2 separate regions of the Homo sapiens genome follow, and region 2 is linked to region 1. A link is an interaction called in ENCODE POLR2A ChIA-PET data of the cell type or tissue named here. Cell type or tissue: GM12878. All regions are shown on one strand. Each heading gives the region's core, and the rest is flanking DNA. Links, peaks and the distances in the headings are about the cores only. Region 1 overlaps PDE4A (phosphodiesterase 4A). Region 2 has its middle 15 kb from the start of SLC44A2.

The links. Peaks named below come from ENCODE experiments on the same cell type or tissue, not always from the same donor. Only the 100,000 strongest peaks of a DNase experiment are listed, where the experiment ranks them.
Region 2: POLR2A ChIA-PET joins it to region 1 with 10 read pairs; 2 of 35 experiments call an interaction of 5 or more read pairs at or near these places.

Annotation. Positions count from the first base shown.
Region 1 is chr19:10,457,626-10,465,625 of GRCh38, forward strand. It overlaps PDE4A (phosphodiesterase 4A), which reads left to right. Exons shown (of 15, transcript NM_001111307.2): 8 at 254-477; 9 at 1,775-1,873; 10 at 1,970-2,134; 11 at 3,379-3,478; 12 at 3,901-4,055; 13 at 4,252-4,374; 14 at 6,168-6,350. Among named protein-coding and RNA genes, the nearest start is that of PDE4A, 41 kb to the left of the region's middle. RefSeq lists a silencer at 3,566-3,745 and enhancers at 3,707-4,431, 3,936-4,075. In GM12878, for the core only: no CTCF peak of the experiment used is centred there; a DNase peak (open chromatin) is centred at 3,806; H3K4me3 peaks cover 358 bases.
Region 2 is chr19:10,605,096-10,616,092 of GRCh38, forward strand. It overlaps a transcript of SLC44A2 not described here. Among named protein-coding and RNA genes, the nearest start is that of SLC44A2, 15 kb to the right of the region's middle. In GM12878, for the core only: no CTCF peak of the experiment used is centred there; no DNase peak of the experiment used is centred there.

The sequences.
Region 1 (8,000 bases), core at 1-8,000:
TCTCCATCCATATCTGATGATCAGACCGGGGCCATCCCAGAGCCCTGGGCCCCCACTCCAGCCCACCACCTCCTGGAAGATTTCCCACATCCCCTCTGGTTTCCTGACTCTGAGTAGCCAGCGGCATCACAGCTGAAAGGGTTCTGCCGTTTCGGGTGAGCCTTCCCCGTACGTGGTAGTGGGCTGAAGAATAAGGGAGCCTCCAGGGGTGGAAGGGTTGTTCACACTTGTTCCTGCTCCCCATCTTCTGCAGACAAACAGAATGAAGTGGAGATCCCATCACCCACGATGAAGGAACGAGAAAAACAGCAAGCGCCGCGACCAAGACCCTCCCAGCCGCCCCCGCCCCCTGTACCACACTTACAGCCCATGTCCCAAATCACAGGGTTGAAAAAGTTGATGCATAGTAACAGCCTGAACAACTCTAACATTCCCCGATTTGGGGTGAAGACCGATCAAGAAGAGCTCCTGGCCCAAGTGGGTGGGGGCTCAGTAGGGGCAGGGCTGGAGGGGGTGGTCTCCTGGGACCCTGAGAAGGACTGGGCATTGGGTTATGTCTTAGGCCAGGTTTCCCAGAAGCAGAGCTTGAGATGAGGGTTTGAGCCCATCTTGAGGCAAGCATGCTGGCTCTTTGTACCTCTGTATCATTCATTGCTTGGGGGCCGTCCCCAGGGCTGGACGTATCACCTCTTGCATGTAGCTCCTGTTGGGACTAGTCTTCTGGAAATGCAGGCAGCTGTGAGCCTTAGCAGGCAACACTCCCAGCTGCAGAGGGATTGGTGTACACAGCAGTGACGCTAATCCAGACTGTGCCCCCATAGTGTCCCCAACAGTCCAGACCGGTGTTTCACTCCTAGCTCTTCCAGGGGACAGCGGCAGTGGAAGTGATCCATCTTTGGTGGCTCACTCAGCTGAGGCTTATTGTAACCCTCTTTGAGCCACCTCCTCCAGTGAATCTTCCATTCAGTCACCTGGCCTTTAGTTATTTATTTTTATTTATTTATTTATTTTGAGATGGAGACTCGCTCTGTTGCCCAGGTTGGAGTGCAGTAGTGTGATCTCGGCTCAAGGCAACCTCCACCTCCTGGGTTCAAGCAATACTCCTGCCTCACCCTCCTGACTAGCCGGGACTAAAGGCCTGTGCCAGCACACCTGGCTAATTTTTGTATTTTTAGTAGAAATGGGGTTTCACCATGTTGACCAGGCTGGTCTCGAACTCCTGGCCTCAAGTGATCCACCCGCCTTAGCCTCACAAAGTGCTGGGATTGCAGGCGTGAGCCACTGCACCTGGCCAACTGGTGTTTATTAAGCAGCTACTATGTGCTGGCCCTTTTCTGAATTTTGGAGAGACATGGAAAATAAGCCCTTCTTCCTTTCTCCCCTGGGGCTCGTGAACAGCTTAGCTAAGAGGCTGAGCTGTGCTGGGGCCAGTCGTGCTGGGTTCCTATCCTAGCTTTGCCACTTATGAGCTGCATGATCTTGGAGAAGTCACATCGCCTCTCTGAGCCTTGGTGCCTTCACCTGCCAAACGAGATCAAGTGCTTAGAGCAATACTTGGCAGATCATAAGTACTCAAAAGACAGTGGCTGTGATTGCTTTCGCTATTTTGCAGCCCAGTAGGACGAGGGCAGTACATTCTGTGCTGTTGAACCTGTCACCCACTGGGTGAGCAATAATGGTGCTTCCTTCAGACCAAGGCTTCAAACTCCTAGGAAATGTTCTCCAGGGCCCTGAGCCTTACAGGCTTCTGACCTCTGGCCTCCGTCTCCACCAGGAACTGGAGAACCTGAACAAGTGGGGCCTGAACATCTTTTGCGTGTCGGATTACGCTGGAGGCCGCTCACTCACCTGCATCATGTACATGATATTCCAGGTGATGGGGACAGCTGGGAGTGGGCCCGGGTGAGGGGCTCATAGCGGGGCGCTGGAGGCCGGTGGAGGTCACCACCCTGCCCCTGCCTGCTCTCAGGAGCGGGACCTGCTGAAGAAATTCCGCATCCCTGTGGACACGATGGTGACATACATGCTGACGCTGGAGGATCACTACCACGCTGACGTGGCCTACCATAACAGCCTGCACGCAGCTGACGTGCTGCAGTCCACCCACGTACTGCTGGCCACGCCTGCACTAGATGTGAGTGACTGCCCTGTGAGTGACCGTCCCCATCTCTCTTTGTGACTGCCTCTTCAGCCTCCTGTGTGTCTCTCTGACCCTGTGTCTCTGACCTCCATCTCTCTTTGACGCCATTTCTCTCTCTTTTTTTTTTCTTTTTGAGACGGAGTCTTGCTCTGCCACCCAGGCTAGAGTGCAGTGGCACGATCTCAGCTCACTGCAACCTCTGCCTCCCGGGTTCAAGTGATTCTCCTGCCTCAGCCTCCTGAGTAGCTGGGACTACAGGTGCCCACCACCACGCCTGGCTAAGTTTTTATAATATTTTTAGTAGAGATGGCGTTTCGCCAAGTTGGACAGGCTGGTCTCAAACTCCCAACCTCGTGATCAGCCCGCCTTGGCCTCCCAAAGTGCTGGGAGTAGAGGCGTGAGCCACTGTGCCCGGTCAAAAATCTTATTTCTTAAAAAAAAAAAAGTTTTAGTCCAGGTGCGGTGGCTCACACCTGTAATCCCAGCACTTTGGAAGGCCAAGATGGGTGGATCACCTGAGGTCGGGAGTTTGAGACCAGCCTGACCAACGTGGTGAAACACTGTCTTTACTAAAAATACAAAAATTAGCCGGGCGTGGTGGGGCACGCCTGTAATCCCAGCTACTCCAGAGGCTGAGGCAGGAGAATCGCTGGAACCCAGTAGGTGGAGGTTGCAGTGAGCCAGGATTGCGCCACTGCACTCCAGCCTGGGCAACAAAGTGAGACTTCATCTCAAAAAAAATAAAATAAAAATTGCGGGGGGCTAGGCACGGTGGCTCACACTTGTAATCCCAGTACTTTGGGAGGCTGAGGCAGGTGAATCACCTGAGGTCAGAAATGGCCAACATGGCGAAACCCTGTCTCTACCAAAAATATTTTAAAAATTAGCCGGGCGTGGTGGTGGGAGCCTGTAATCCCAGCTACTAGAGAGGCTGAACCAGGAGAGTTGCTTGAACCCAGGATGGGGAAGTTGCAGTGAGCCAAGATCGTGCCACTGCATTCCAACCTGGGCAACAAGAGCAGAACTCTGTCTCAAAAAAAAAAAAAAAAAAGAAAGAAAATTAAATTTGAGACAGGGCCTTGCTATGTTGCCCAGGATGGCCTCGAACTTCTGGCCTTGAAGTCCTAGGCTCAAGTGATCCTCCCATCTCAGCCTCCTAAGTAGGTGAGACAAACAGGTGCTCACCACCATGCATGGCTTCAACTCTGTTATTCTAACATCCGTGTCTCTGCTCCCAGGCAGTGTTCACGGACCTGGAGATTCTCGCCGCCCTCTTCGCGGCTGCCATCCACGATGTGGATCACCCTGGGGTCTCCAACCAGTTCCTCATCAACACCAGTGAGTGGCCCTCGCCAGGGGCGGGGTTTGCTGAGTTGGAGGCGGTGTTGGCCAGGCTGGGGGCGGAACTAACTAGGCTGGAGGAGGGGCTGGCTGGCCTGGGGGCGGGGCTGGCTGGCCTGGAAAGGGGATGGCCGGGCAGGAGGCGGGGCTGGGGGCGGGGCTGGCTGGGCTGGAAAGGGGATGGCCGGGCAGGAGGCGGGGCTGGCTGGGCTGGAAAGGGGATGAACGGGCAGGAGGCGGGGCTGGGGGCGGGGCTGGCTGGGCTGGAAAGGGGATGGCCGGGCTGGGGTAGAGCTGACTGGGCTGGAGGCGAGGCTGGCCGGGCTGGGGAGGGGTTAGCTAGTTGGGGGCGGAGCTGGCCCTCCTGCGGTTGGAGCTGCACACGTGGGCCCTCCCCTGACCTCCGGGCTGGGCTGCAGATTCGGAGCTGGCGCTCATGTACAACGATGAGTCGGTGCTCGAGAATCACCACCTGGCCGTGGGCTTCAAGCTGCTGCAGGAGGACAACTGCGACATCTTCCAGAACCTCAGCAAGCGCCAGCGGCAGAGCCTACGCAAGATGGTCATCGACATGGTGGGCGGGGCTGGGGCGGGACGGAGCGGGAAAGGAAGCCTAGGAGTCGAGGGCTTTGGGGAGGAGTGGGTCTGAGTCCCAGAGGAACCCTCAACCTGGACAGAGCGGGCGGCTTCTACCTGGTGAAAACTTCAGAGGCCCGGGTCAGTCTGGGGGGCGGGTGTCAGCGGCCCCAGTGACGCCCCCTTGCCCGCAGGTGCTGGCCACGGACATGTCCAAGCACATGACCCTCCTGGCTGACCTGAAGACCATGGTGGAGACCAAGAAAGTGACCAGCTCAGGGGTCCTCCTGCTAGATAACTACTCCGACCGCATCCAGGTGCCCCCACGCCCCATCATCTAAGGAGGGAGGACACTCCCCCAGCCACACCTTTAGGTCTGGGTAGCTAACTGCCCCTTCCTCAGCCTCTTTCTCCCAAGTGGCCCATCTTCCTGTGTCCTTCTTTCTTTTTTTTTGTTTGTTTGTTTTTGAGACGGAGTCTTGCTCTTGTTGCCCAGGCTGGAATGCAATGGCGCCATCTTGGCTCACCACAACCTCCGCCTCCCGCCTCCCGCCTCCCGCCTCCCGGGTTCAAGCGATTCTCCTGTCTCAGCCTGCCGAGTAGCTGGGATCACAGGCATGCGCCACCATGCCCAGCTAATTTTGTACTTTTAGTAGAGAGGGTTTCTCCATGTCTGTCAGGCTGGTCTCGAACTCCCGACCTCAGGTGATCCCCCCCCGCCCCCCGCCTTGGCCTCCCAAAGTGCTGGGATTACAGGCGTGAGCCACCGCGCTCAGCCCTCTTTTTTTAAATTTATTTTTATTTACTTTGTATGTTTAAAGGAGAGTTGGGGTCTCACTATGTCACCCAGTCTGGTCTCAAACTCCTGAGCTGAAGTTATCCTCCTGTCTTGGCCTGCCAAAGTGCTGGGATAGCTGGCGTGAGCCACCACACCTGACCTCTTTCTGTCTGTCCCCTTCTCCATCTTCACTTTCCAATCCCATCTCTCCTTCCCATCTCTCCCACCATTTCCTCCCATTTCCCCCAATTCCTCCTTTCTTCTCATCAACTCCTTCCAGGTCCCCTGTCCCTCTCCCTAACCATCTTCTCTTCCCTCACCCCCCTTCCGACTCCTCCCATATTTTCTCCATCTCCCACACACCTCTCCCCGTTACCTCCTCTGTTCTCTGTTCTCCCCACCTTCTCTCCCTACTCCCTCCCTCCCCAGGTGGGAGATAAGAAAGCCTGAAAGCTGGGTGTGGTGGCTCACGCCTATAATCTCAACTACTCCAGAGGCTGAGGCAGGAGGACTGTTTGAGGCCAGGAGTTTGAGACCAGCCAGAGCAACATTGCAAGATCCTCTTTTCCTTTCCTTTCCTGTCCTGTCCTGTCCTGTCCTTTCCTTTCCTTCTTCTTTCTCTTTCTTCTTTTCTGTTTTTGGTTTTTTTTTTTTGAGATCGGGTCTCTCTGTCACCCAGGCTAGAGGGCACGGATCTTGGTTCCCTGCAAACTCCGCCTCCTGGGCTGCAGCAATTCTCCTGCCTCAGCCTCTAGCGTAGCTGGGATTACAGGTGCCTACCACCAGACCTGGCTAATTTTTGTATTTTTAGTAGAGATGGGGTTTCGCCATCTTGGCCAGGCCGATCTCAAATTCATGACCTCAAGTGATCTGCCCACCTTGGCCTCCCAAAGTGCTGTGATTACAGATGTGAGCCACCGCGCCCAGCCCCATTCTTTTTTTTTTTTTTTTTTTTTTCTGAGATGGAGTCTCACTCTGTCGCCCAGGCTGGAGGGCAGTGGCTTGATCTCGGCTCACGGCAACCTCCGCCTCCTGGGTTCAAGCAATTCTCCTGCCTCAGCCCCACTATAGCTGGGATTACAGGCATGTGCCACCGTGCCTGGCTAATTTTTTTGTATTTTTAGTAGAGACAGGGTTTCACCATGTTGGCCAGGCTGGTCTTGAACTCCTGACCTCATGATCCACCCGCCTCAGCATCCCAAAGTACTGGAATTACAGGCGTGAGCCACAGTGCCTGGCCCCCATTTCTTAAAAAAGAAGGAATGCCTGAGGTCTCAGACTGGGACACAGGCATAGCCTCTGAAGTTTCCCCTGTGCCCCAACCCCATGCAGGTCCTCCGGAACATGGTGCACTGTGCCGACCTCAGCAACCCCACCAAGCCGCTGGAGCTGTACCGCCAGTGGACAGACCGCATCATGGCCGAGTTCTTCCAGCAGGGTGACCGAGAGCGCGAGCGTGGCATGGAAATCAGCCCCATGTGTGACAAGCACACTGCCTCCGTGGAGAAGTCTCAGGTACAGGCTCGGGGCATTGATGGACGGGCACAGGGTGAGTCTCCCCAGCCCATCTTGGCCTGAAGTTCTGAGGCCCAGGAGCTCCTCCCCTGCCTTTCCACAATGCCAAGTTGTCCTGTTTTTGGTTTTGTTTTGTTTTTGAGACGGAGTCTCATTCTATTGCCCAGGCTGGAGTACAATGGCACGATCTTGGCTCACTGCAACCTCCGCCTCCCAGGTTCAAGTGATTCTCCTGCCTCAGCCTCCCAAGTATCTGGGATTACAGGCGTGCACCACCATGCCTGGCTAATTTTTGTATTTTTAGTAGAGATGGGGTTTCACCGTGTTGGCCAGGCTGGTCTTGAACTCCTGACCTTGTGATCTACCCGCCTTGGCCTCCCAAAATGCCAGGATTACAAGTGTGAGCCACTGCGCCCAGCCTCCTGTTTTTCTTTTATTTAGGTTTTATTTATTTATTTTGAGACCGGGTCTTGCACTGTTGCCCAGGGTAGCATGCAGTGGTGTGATCATAGCTCACTGCAGCCTTGAATTCCTGGGCTCAAGCGATCTTCCTGCCTCAGCCTCCAGAGTAGCTGAGAATACAGGTGCACACCACCACACCTAGCTAATTTTTTAAAATTTTTTGTCGAGACAGGGATTTGCTATGTTGCCAGACTTGTCTTGAACTCCTGGGCTCAAACCTTGGCCTCCCAAAGTGCTGGGATATGGGGTGAGTCACCATACCCGGCCTTGTTTTCATTTTTCTTTTTCTTTTTTTTCTGAGACAGGGTCTCATTGTGCCACCCAGGCTGGAGTGCAGGGGCGTGATCTTGGCTCACTGCAACCTCCACCTCCTGGGCTAAAATGATCCTCCACCCCCGCCTCCAGAGTGGCTGGGACTATAGGCGTGCACCACCACACTCGGCTAATTTTTGTATTTTTCATGGAGATGGGGTTCTGTCATGTTGCCCAGGCTGGTCTCGAACTCCTGGGCTCACTCAGTCTGCCTCCCTCAGCCTCCCAAAGTGCTGGGATTACAGGGGTGAGCCACCCTGCCTGGCCCCTCCCCACTTTATATCCTCCCTGGTGAAACCCAACCATCTGAGTTTGATGTCTCTACCCGTCCAGACCTGAGTTTCTAGGCCTCAGCACTGTTGACATTTGGGTGATCATTTTTTGTGCTAGGAGCTGCCGTGGGTATTACAGGATTCTTAGCAGAATCCCTGGTCTCTCTCTACCCACTAGATGCCAGAAGTATCCCCCTCCTCATTTTTTTTTTTTTTGAGACAGAGTTTCCTTCTTGTCACCCAGGCTGGAGTACAGTGGTGCAGTCTCAGCTCACTGCAACCTCCGCCTCTCGGGTTCAAGCGATTCTCCTGCCTCAGCCTCCCGAGAAGCTGGAATTACAGGCATGCGCCACCACGCCCAGCTAATTTTGTATTTTTAGTAAAGATGGTGTTTCTCCATGTTGGTCAGGCTGGTCTCGAACTCCCGACCTCAGGTGATCCGCCCACCTCGGCCTCCCAAAGTGCTGGGATTACAGGCATAAGCCACCGCGCCCAGCCTCCCCCTGCTCATTTGTAAAGACCAAAAATGCCTCCAGACATTGCCAAATGTCCCCTAGGTGTGCAAAATCACTCACACACACCCCATGGAAAACTAATTTTATAC
Region 2 (10,997 bases), core at 1,591-9,590, 150 kb after region 1:
ACTCTTGCCAGGTATTGTGGCTGACACCTGTAATCCCAGCACTTTAGGAGGCCAAGGCTGGGGGATCACGAGGTCAGGAGATCGAGACAATCCTGGCTACCACAGTGAAACCCCATCTCTACAAAAAATAACAAAAAATGCCAGCCACAGTGGTTCATGCCTGTAATCCCAGCACTTTGGGAGCCAAGGCAGGTGGATCACCTGAGGTCGGGAGTTCGAGACCAGCCTGACCAACATGGTGAATTCCCATCTCTATTAAAAATACAAAATTAGCCAGGCATGGTGGTGCATGCCTGTAATCCCAGCTACTCCAGAGGCTGAGGCAGGAGAATCGCTTGAACTTGGGAGGCAGAGGTTGCGGTGAGCCGAGTTTGTGCCACTGCACTCCAGCCTGGGCAAAAAGAGTGAAATTCAGTCTCGAAATAAATAAATAAATAAATAATAAAAATACAAAAAATTAGTGTACCTATAGTCCCAGCTACTCGGGAGGCTGAGGCCGGAGAATCGCTTCAACCTGGGAGGCAGAGGTTACAGTGAGCCAAGGTGGCGCCACTGCACTCCAGCTTAGGTGACAGAGTGAGACTCCGTCTCAAAAAAAAAAAAGGACTCTTGGCCAGGCAAGGATTACAGGTTCACACCTGTAATCCCAGCACTTTGAGAGGCTGAGGTGGGTGGGTCACTTGAGGTCAGGAGATCGAGGCCAGCCTGGCCAACATGGTGAAACCCCGTCTCTATTAAAAATATAAAAATTAGCCAAGCATGGTGGTGCACATCTGTAATCCCAGCTACTTGGGAGGCTGAGACAGGAGAACTGATTGAACCTGGGAGGCAGAGGTTGCAGTGAGCTGAGATGGTGCCACTGCACTCCAACCTGGGCTATGGAGCGAGACTCCATCTCAAAAAACAACAAAAACCAGACTCTGGCTGGGCAGTCGCTGATGCCTATAATTCCAGCACTTTGGGAGTCCCAGGTGGGAGGATCGCTTGAGCCCATGAGTTTGAGACCAGCCTGGGCAATATAGTGAGACCCTGTCTCTACAAAAAAATTTAAAAATTAACTGAGCATGGTGGTGCTCAACTGTATTCCAGCTACTTGGGAGGCTGAGGTGGGAGGATTGCTTGAGCCCAGGAGGCAGAGGTTGCAGTGAGCAAAGATAGCGCCACTGCACTCCAGCCTGGATGACAGAGGAAGACCCTGTCTCAAAATAAAAAGCAGATTCCCTGGTCCCATTTGCTAGAATACAATTCAGCCTGCAGTGAGGCCCTGGCACCTGATTTAAATATATATATATACATGTGGCCGGGTGTGGTGGCTCACGCCTGTAATCCCAGCACTTTGGGAGGCCGAGGCAGGTGGATCACCTGAAGTCAGGAGTTCGAGACCAGCCTGACCAACATGGCGAAACCCTGTCTCTACTAAAAATACAAAAATTGGCTGGGCACAGTGGCTCACGCCTCTAATATCAGCACTTTGGGAGGCCGAGGCAAGTGGATCACCTGGGGTCTGGAGTTTGAGACCAACCTTACCAATATCGTGAAACCCTGTCTCTACTAAAAATACAAAAATGTTCTTGGAATAGTGACGTGCACCTGTAGTCCCAGCTATGTGGGAGGCTGAGACAGGAGAATTGCTTGAACCCAGGAGGCAGAGGTTGCAGTGAGCTGAGATCGTGCCATTTCTCTCCAGCCTGGGTAACAAGGGCAAAACTCCATCTCAAAAAATAATTATATACATATATATTAAAATATATATATACACATACACATATATATGTATGTATGTATGTATGTATGAAAAGGTAGTTACTTACGGCTATTTTTTTTTTTTTTTTTTGAGACGGAGTCTCGCTCTGTCGCCCAGGCTGGAGTGCAGTGACACGGTCTCGGCTCACTGCAAGCTCCGCCTCCCGGGTTCACGCCATTCTCCTGCCTCAGCCTCCCGAGTAGCTGGGACTACAGGCGCCCGCCACCACGCCTGGCTAATTTTTTTGTATTTTTTAGTAGAGACCGGGTTTCGCCATGTTAGCCAGGATGGTCTCGATCTCCTGACCTTGTGATCAGCCTGCCTTGGCCTCCCAAAGTGCTGAGATTACAGGCGTGAGCCACCTCGCCCGGCCTCTTGGGGCTATTTTCTTTGAAAGGGATAATACATTCACATGCTTTAAATACAAAAGATACAAAAGATGTTACGGCTTTGAGATGAAAGTTTCCCTCTTGCTCTCCCACCCCGGACCATACTTTATTCTTTGTTGTTGTTGTTGTTGTTTATACACAGGGTCTCACTCTGTCACCCAGGCTGGGCTAGAGTGCAGTGGTGCGATCATAGCTCACCGCAGCCTCAAATTCCTGGGCTCAAGTGATCCTCCTGCTTCTGCCTCCTGTGTAGTTGAGACTACGGGTGTGTGCCGTGATACTCAACTAATTTTTTTTTTTTTTTTTTTTTAGAGGCAGGGTCTCACCATGTTGCCCAGGCTGGTCATGAAGTCCTGGGCTAAAGCAATCCTCCTGTACTGGCCTCCCAAAGTGCTAGGATTATAGGCGTGGGCCACCACACCCAGCTTTTTTTTGTTTATTTGTTTTGCCTAATATACATTGGAGAGGATCTCTTGTCAACACCTCCAAAGCTTCCTCAATCATTTATTATTATTATTATTATTTTTTTTTTTTTGAGACGGAGTCTCACTCTGTCGCTCAGGCTGGAGTGCAGTGGCGTGATCTCGGCTCACTGCAAGCACCGCCTCCCGGGTTCATGCCATTCTCCTGCCTCAGCCTCCCGAGTAGCTGGGACTACAGGCGCCCGCCACTGTGCCTGCCACTGCCCCCGGCTAATTTTTTGTATTTTTAGTAGAGACGGGATTTCACCGTGGTCTCGATCTCCTGACCTCGTGATCCGCCCCCGCCTCGGCCTCCCAAAGTGCTGGGATTACAGGTGTGAGCCACTGCGCCCAGCCACCCCGTTTCTACTAAAAATAAAAAAATTAGCTGGGCATGGTGGCATGCACCTGTAGTCTCAGATACTTGGGAGGCTGAGGCAGGAGAATCGCTTGAACCCAGGAGGTGGAGGTTGTAGTGAGCCGAGATCGCGCCACTGCACTCCAGCCTGGGCAACAGAGCGAGACTCCGTCTCAAAGAAAAAAAAAAAAAAAGGAGAGACAGGGTCTTGCTATGTTGCCTTGGCTAGCCTAGAACTCCTGAGTTGAAGGGATCCTCCCGCCTCAGCCTCCCGAGTAGCTGGGACTGATCACAGGTGTGTGCCATGGCGCCCAGCACAATCTTTTTTCACGGTAGCATAGAATAGTACATTTGTGGATGGGCTGTCTTTTATTTAGCCAATCAAAGGGAATATTTATTTTAAACTTTTTTTCGAAGTTGGAAATACATACATAAAAGGGCATAGATCCTAAATATATGAGGCTGAAGGAGCTTTCACAAGGTGAACACCTTATCTGGCCAGCAACCAGATGAGGAAAAAAGAACATTTCCAGGGCCCTGTCATGTGCAAGGAGGGCCTATTTGTATTATTATTTTATTAGTATATATATATTTTATTTATTTATTTATTTTTTTAATTTGAGACAGGGTCTCACTCTGTCACCCAGGGTTAAGTGCAGTGGTACAATCTCGGCTCACTGCAACCTCTGCCTCCTGGGTTTAAGCAATTCTCCTGCCTCAGCCTCCCAAGGACCTGGGACTACAAGATTCGAGTTACCGTGCCCGATTAATTTTTGTATTTTTTGTAGAGATTGGGTTTTGTCATGTTGCCCAGGCTGGTCTGGAACTCCTGGGCTCAAGCTATCCACGTGCTTCAGCCTGCCAGAGTGCTGGGGCTAGAGTCGTGAGCCACTGCACCCAGCCTACCTTTTTTTTTTTTTTTTTTTTTGAGATGGAGTCTTGCTCTGTTGCCCAGGCTGGAGAGCAGTGGCGCCATCTCAGCTCACTGCAAACTCCACCTCCTGGGTTCAAGCGATTCTTCTGCCTCAGCCTCCCCAGTAGCTGGGATTACAGGCATGTGCCACCACGCCCAGCTAATTTTTGTATTTTTGGTAGAGACGGGGTTTCACCATATTGGCCAGGCTGGTCTTGAACTCCTGACCTTGTGATCTGCCCACCTTGGCCTCCCAAAGTGCTGAGATTACAAGCGTGAGCAACCATGCCCGGCCCAGCCTACATTTTAAATTGAAGTATAATTTGGTTTGTTTTTGTTGCTTTTTTCTTTTTTTTCAAGACAGAATCTTGCTCTGTCGCCCAGGCTGGAGTGTAGTGGCATGATCTCAGCTCACTGCAACCTCCGCCTCCTGGGTTCAAGTGATTCTCCTGCCTCAGGCTCCTGAGTAGCTGGGATTACAGGTGCACCTCACCACGTCCAGCTACTTTTTGTATTTTTAGTAGAGACTGGGTTTTGCCATGTTTGTCAGGCTGGTCTCAAACTCCTGACCTCAAGTGATCCACCCGCCTCAGTCTCCCAAAATACTGGGATTAAAGGCAAGAGCCACTGTGCCTGGCGAAGTATAATTTACATACTAAAAAAACCACACATTATTAGTTTTTTTGTAGAGATAGAGTCTTGCTATGTTGTCCAGGCTGGTCTTGAACTCCTGGGCTCAAGTGATCCTCCCACCTCAGCCTCTCAAGGTACTGAGATTACAGGTGTAAGCCACCATGCCCAGCCCATAACTCTTTTTAAATGTACAGATCTATGATGTTACTCTTATTTATTTATTTATTTTTTGAGACAGAATCTGTCTCTGTTGCCCAGGCTGAAGGGCAGGGCACAATCTCGGCTGACTGCAGCCTCTGCCTCCTGGGTTCAAGTTATTCTCCTGCCTCAGCCTCCCGAATAGCTGGGATTATAGGCATGCACAACCATGCCCGGCTAATTTTTGTATTTTTAGTAGAGACAGGGTTTCACTATGTTGACCAGGCTGGTCTCAAACTCGTGACCTCAAATGATTCTCCCACTTTGGCCTCCCAAAGTGCTGGGATTACAGGCGTGAGCCACCGAGCCTGGCTAATGTTACTTATATTTAGATTGTTGGGTGGTGGCCTGTTTTTGTAAGGCTAGTGGGCTAAGAATGGCTCTTATATTTTTAAATGGTTGTGAAAAAAGAAAAAAAAATATATATATATGACAGATGATATGTGAACCACAAAGCTTAAAATCTTTAATATCTTGTCCTTAACAGAAAACATTTGCAGAGCCCTGGTAGAGAATTCTCCCTAGAGACTTTTCTTTTCCTTTTTTTTTTTTTTTTTTGAGACTGAGTCTCACTCAGTCACCCAGGCTGGAGTGCAGTGACGTGATCTCGGCTCACTGCAAGCTCCGCCTCCCGGGTTCACGCCATTCTCCTGCCTCAGCCTCCCGAGTAGCTGGGATTACAGGCGCCCGCCACCATGCCCGGCTGATTTTTTTGTATTTTTTTAGTAGAAACGGGGTTTCACTGTGTTAGCCAGATGGTCTTGATCTCCTGACCTCGTGATCTGCCCGCCTCGGCCTCCCAAAGTGCTGGGATTACAGTCGTGAGCCACCGCGCCTGGCTTTTTTTTTTTTTTTTTTTTTTTTTGAGATGGAGTTTCACTCTTGTTGCCCAGGCTGGAGTGCAATGGCGTGATCTTGGCTCACTGCAACCTTTGCCTCCCGGGTTCAAGTGATTCTCTGGCCTCAGCCTCCCGAGTAGCTGGGATTACAGGCATGTGCCACCATGCCTGGCTCATTTTTGTATTTTTAGTAGAGACGGGGTTTCACCATGTTGGCCAGGCTGGTCTGGAACTCCTGACCTCAAGTGATCCGCTCGCCTCGGCCTCCCAAAGTGCTGGGATTACAGTTGTGAGCCACCGCGCCCCGCCAAGACTTTTCTTTTGCCATTTCCCAATCGATCCCCAAGGTGAACATGATATTTATTTATTTATTTTTAATTTAAAAAAAAATTTTTTTTGAGAGGGAGTCTTATGATGTTCCCCAGGCTGGTTGAATTCCCCGGCTGAAGCGATCCTTCCCCTTCAACCTCCTAAGTAGGGGACTATAGGCATGTGCCTCTGTGCCGGGCTAGAGAGCATTATTTTAAAATATTATTTTAGGCTGCGTGCAGTGCCTCACGCCTGTAATCCCAGCACTTTGTGAGGCCCAGGCGGGTAGGTCACTTGAGGTCAGGAGTTCGAGACCAGCCTGACCAAGATGGTGAAACCCCATCTCTGCTAACACTACAAAATTTAGCCAGGCGTGGTGGCAGGTACCTGTAATCTCAGCTACTCAGGGGGCTGAGGCAGGAGAATTGCTTGAACCTGGGCAGCAGAGGTTGCAGTTAGCCAAGATTGCGCCACTGCACTCCAGCCTGGGCAAGAGAGTGAGACACTATTTCAAAAAATAATAAATAAATAAATAAACAAACAAGAGACCCGGTGCAGTGGTTCACTCCTGTAATCCCAGCTGTTTGTGAGGCCAAGGTGGGTGGATCGTGGTTCACTCCTATAATCCCAGCTGTTTGTGAGGCCAAGGTGGGTGGATCGCTTGAGTCCAGGAGTTTGAGACTAGCCTGGGCAACATTGCAAAACCCCTTCTTCCCAAAAATATGCAAAAAAATTAGCTGGTCATGGTGGCTTATGCCTGTGGTCCGAGCCACTCTGGAGGGTGAGGTGGGAGGATTGCTTGAGCCTAGGAGGCAGAGGTTGCAGTGAGCCGACATTGTGCCACTGCACTCCAACCTAGGTAACAGAATGAGACCCCATCTCAAATATACAAGTAAACAAATAAACTCTTACATAATAAAATTAATAAATTCCCTCTGTTCTGGCAGGGGGACTAAAAGCTAATTATAAGTAAGTCCTCAAGTCCATGGAAGATTTTAGCTTTCCATGTGAAAGAATCTTCTACAAATCTTTGGCTAGCTGTTTTCACCTCAGAGGTAGCTCAGCCAAGAAGTCTCCTTCCAGATTGTGACCTATTAATTTCTGTGTGTGTGTGGCATCTGGATCTTTTTAAAGCTTCTTAGGCTGAGCCGGGTGTGGTGGCTCACTCCTATAATCCCAGCACTTTGGGATGCCAGGGCGGAAGGATCACTTGAGCCCAGGAATTTTATACCAGCCTGGGCAACATAGTGAGACCCTGTTTCTGCAAAACAAAAAATTAAAAATTAGCGGGGCGTGGTGGTGCATGCCTGTGGTCCCATCCACTAGGGAGTCTGAGGCGGGAGGATCACTTGAGCCCAGGAGGTCAAGGCTGCAGTGAGCTATGATTGCGCCCCTGCACTTCATCCTGGGCAAAAAAGGAGACCCTGTCTCAAAAAATAAAAAATAAAAAAAGGTTAAATGTTTCTAGAAGCAAATCTCTGGTTTGGTGCCTAACATAGTCCAGCATACAGTAGGCGCTCTATCTTTTGCCCTTAACCCTTCTGAGCCTCCCCACCCAGATGCTGTCCTCAAACCCTTTGTCAAAAGAGGTGTCTGGGCAGCTGGCGATGCTCATTCCCCAGGCACAGACTTCTGGGAAGGCAGAGGCCAGTGGCTGGCTGTACGGGTGAGGCCTTGGGCCGCTGCAGCCCTTGGGGACTTGGCCAGTGTCCGGAAGCTGTGGGGGCTGGGTGGCATTTGATGTCCTGGCACCAGCACTGTGACTGGGCAGGCTGTGGCAGTTCTCTTATCGCCCACGCCCACTGCACTTGGGTGGGTCAGCCGTCACAGCCAGCAAGGCTGGCACCCGAAGGCTGCCTCTCCCAATCCTGGCCTTGTCCAACAGCTCAATTTTCCCAATTTTTCTTCCACACCATTGCCGCAACGTTATCTCTGCTTCTCCCAGTACCTGCCAAGGAAAAGGCCTGGGTTGGCTCCAGCAGGGCGTTGGTTTGACTCCTGGCTGTGCTCCTCACCAGCTGTGTGGCCCGAGCAAGCAACCTCAGTGTGCCCGTCGTGAAATGGGATCACACTAATGGTTAGTGGGGATTGGAGAAGTTTTTGTTTTGTTATTTTTATTTGTTTGGTTTTGGTTTTTTAGAGACAGTGTTTTCTGTCATCCAGGCTGGAGTGCAGTGGCGTGATCACAGCTCACTGCAGCCTCTGCCTCCCGGGCTCAAGCGATTCTCCCACCTCAGCCTCCTGAGTAGCTGGGACCACAGGCATGCACCACCACACCCAGATAATATAGTTATTTTTTACTTTTTATTTTCTTTCTTTTTTTTTTTTGAGATGGAGTCTTGCTCTGTCACCCAGGCTAGAGTGCAGTGGCGCAATCTTGGCTTGCCACAACCTCTGCCTCCTGGGTTCAAGTGATTCTCCTGCCTCAGCCTCCCGAGTAGCTGGGACTACAGGCGCCCACCACTATGCCCGGCTAATTTTTTGTATTTTTAGTAGACATGGGGTTTCACCACGTTGGACAGGCTGGTCTCAAACTCCTGACCTCAAGTAATCTGCCTGCCTTGACTTCCCAAAGTGCTGGGATTACAGGTGTAAGCCACTGCGCCTGGCCAAGTTGAAGACTTTGGCTGGGTGTAGTGGCTCATGCCTGTAGTTCAAGCACTTTGGGAGGCTAAGGCAGGAGGACTGCTTGAACCCAGGACTTTGAGACCAGCCTGGGCAACATAGTGAGACCCCGTCTCTTTAAGAAAAATGGAAGAGGGTGGTAGCAGAGTCAGAGGAGGACATGGAACGACGGAAGCGAGGTGGGTTTGATGTGATTGCTGTCTTTAAAAATGGAAGAAGTGGCCAGGAGCCAAGGAATGTGGGCGGCCTCTAGAAGGTGAAACAGACAAGGAAACAGATTTTCCCCTAAAATCTCCGAAAGAAACAGCCCTGCCTACACATCGATTGTAGCCCAGTGAGATGCATTTTGTGCTTCTGTCCTCCTGAGCTGTGAGATAATAAATTTGTGGTTTTTATTTATTATTATTATTATTATTTTTGAGACGAGTTTTGCTCTTGTTGCCCAGGCTGGAGTGCAGTGATGCGATCTTGGCTCACTGCAACCTCTGCTTCCTGGTTTCAAGCAATTCTACTGCCTCAGCCTCCTGAGTAGCTGGAATTACAGGTGCACACCACCACGCCCAGCTAATTTTTTGTATTTTTAGTAGAGATGGGGTTTCACCACGTTGGCCACGCTGGTCTGAAGCTCCTGACCTCAGGTGATCCACCTGCCTCGGCCTCCCAAAGTGCAGGGATTACAGGCATGAGCCACCGCACCCGTCCATAAATTTGTGTTTTTTTAAGCCACCAAGGCATTGGTGTCTTGTTACAGCAACGAAAGGAAATAATGCATTTGACCCTCAAACCACATGGGTGTGAGGGGCACCAACCCCCTGTGAAATTAGAAATCTGTGTATGCCTTAAGTTTTTGTAGAGACAGGGTTGTGATCTGTTGATCAGGCTGGTCTCCAACTCCTGGCCTCAAGAGATCCTCCCACCTCAGCCTCCCAAAATGCTGGGATTGCAGGCATGAGTCACCATGCCCGGCCTGCATATAACTGCATATAAGTCCCCCAAAACTTAATTAGTGATAGCCTACTGTTGACTCTTAGCCTTACGGACAACATATCAACATACACATATTGTGTCTCTGTATTATATATATCGTATTCTTACAATAAAGTAAGCTGAAGAAAAGAAAATGTGGCTGGGCGCGGTGGCTCACGCCGATAATCCCAGCACTTTGGGAGGCTGAGGCGGGCGGATCACCCGAGGTCAGGAGTTTGAGACCAACCTGGCCAACATGGTGAAACCACGTCTCTATTAAAAATACAAAAATTAGCCGGACATGGTGGTGCGTGCCTGTAATCCCAGGTACTTGGGAGGCTGAGGCAGGAGAATCTCTTGAACCCGGGAGGTAGAGGTCACAGTGAGCCAAGATTGCGCCACTGCACTCCAGCCTGGGTGACAGAATGAGACTCCGTCTCAAAAAAAAAAAAAAAAAAGAAGAAGAAAAGAAAAGAAAATGTTATTAAGTTGGTGCAAAAGTAATTGCGTTTTTTTTTTTTGCCATTCCTTTTAAGGGAAAAAATATTAAAATGTAAGGAAAAGAAAATACATTTATTATTTATTAAGTGGAAGTGGATCATCAAAAAGGTTTTCAGAGGCTGGGCGTGGTGGCTCACACCTGTAATCATAGCACTTTGGGAGGCCAAGGCAGGTGGATCATTTGAGGTCAGGACTTCAAGACAAGCCTGGCCAACATGGTGAAAATCCTGTCTCTACCAAAAATAAAAAAAAAAATTAGGGGCCAGGTGCAGTGGCTCATGCCTGTAATCCCAGCACTTTGGGAGGCCAAGGTGGGAGGATCACTTGAGGTCAGGAGTTTGAGACCAGCCTGGCCAACATGGTGAAACCCCATTTCTACTAAAAATACAAAAATTAGCCAGGCATGGTGGCTCACACCTGAAGTCCCCGCTACTCGGGAGGCTGAGGCACAAGAGTCGCTTAAACCCGGGAGGCGGAAGTTGCCGTGAGCCGAGATCACACCAGTGCGCTCCAGCCTGGGCAACAGAGGGAGACTCCGTCTCAAAAAAAAAAAAAATGGTCTTCACATTGAGTGAGCTGAGGAGGAAGAGGAAGAGGAAGGGGAGGGGTTGGTCTTGCTGTCTCAGGGGTAACAGAGGCAGAAGAAAAATTGTGTTTAAGGGGAACCATGAAGCTCAAACCTGTGTTGTTGGAAGGTTAACTGTCCAAACATTGACTTGGGAGCTGGACAGCTTGGGTCTGCTGATTGAAATCTTTCACACCATGGGCACCTTCTTTCTCTCTAGGCCTCAGTTGATCTGTCTGTCAAATGGGGATAATGATAGGAGGTGCTGTAAAGATGAAATGAGGCGGGCTGGACATGGTGGCTCACACCTGTGATCCCAGCACTTTGGGCGGCCAAAGCGGGATTGCCTGAGCCAAGGATTTAGAGACCAGCCTGGGCAACATAGCGAAACCCTGTCTCTACCAAAAATACAAAAATTAGCCGGGCATGGTGACATGTGCCAGCTGAGGTGGAAGATCACTTGAGCCCTGGAGGTCGTGGCTGCAGTGAGCCAAGA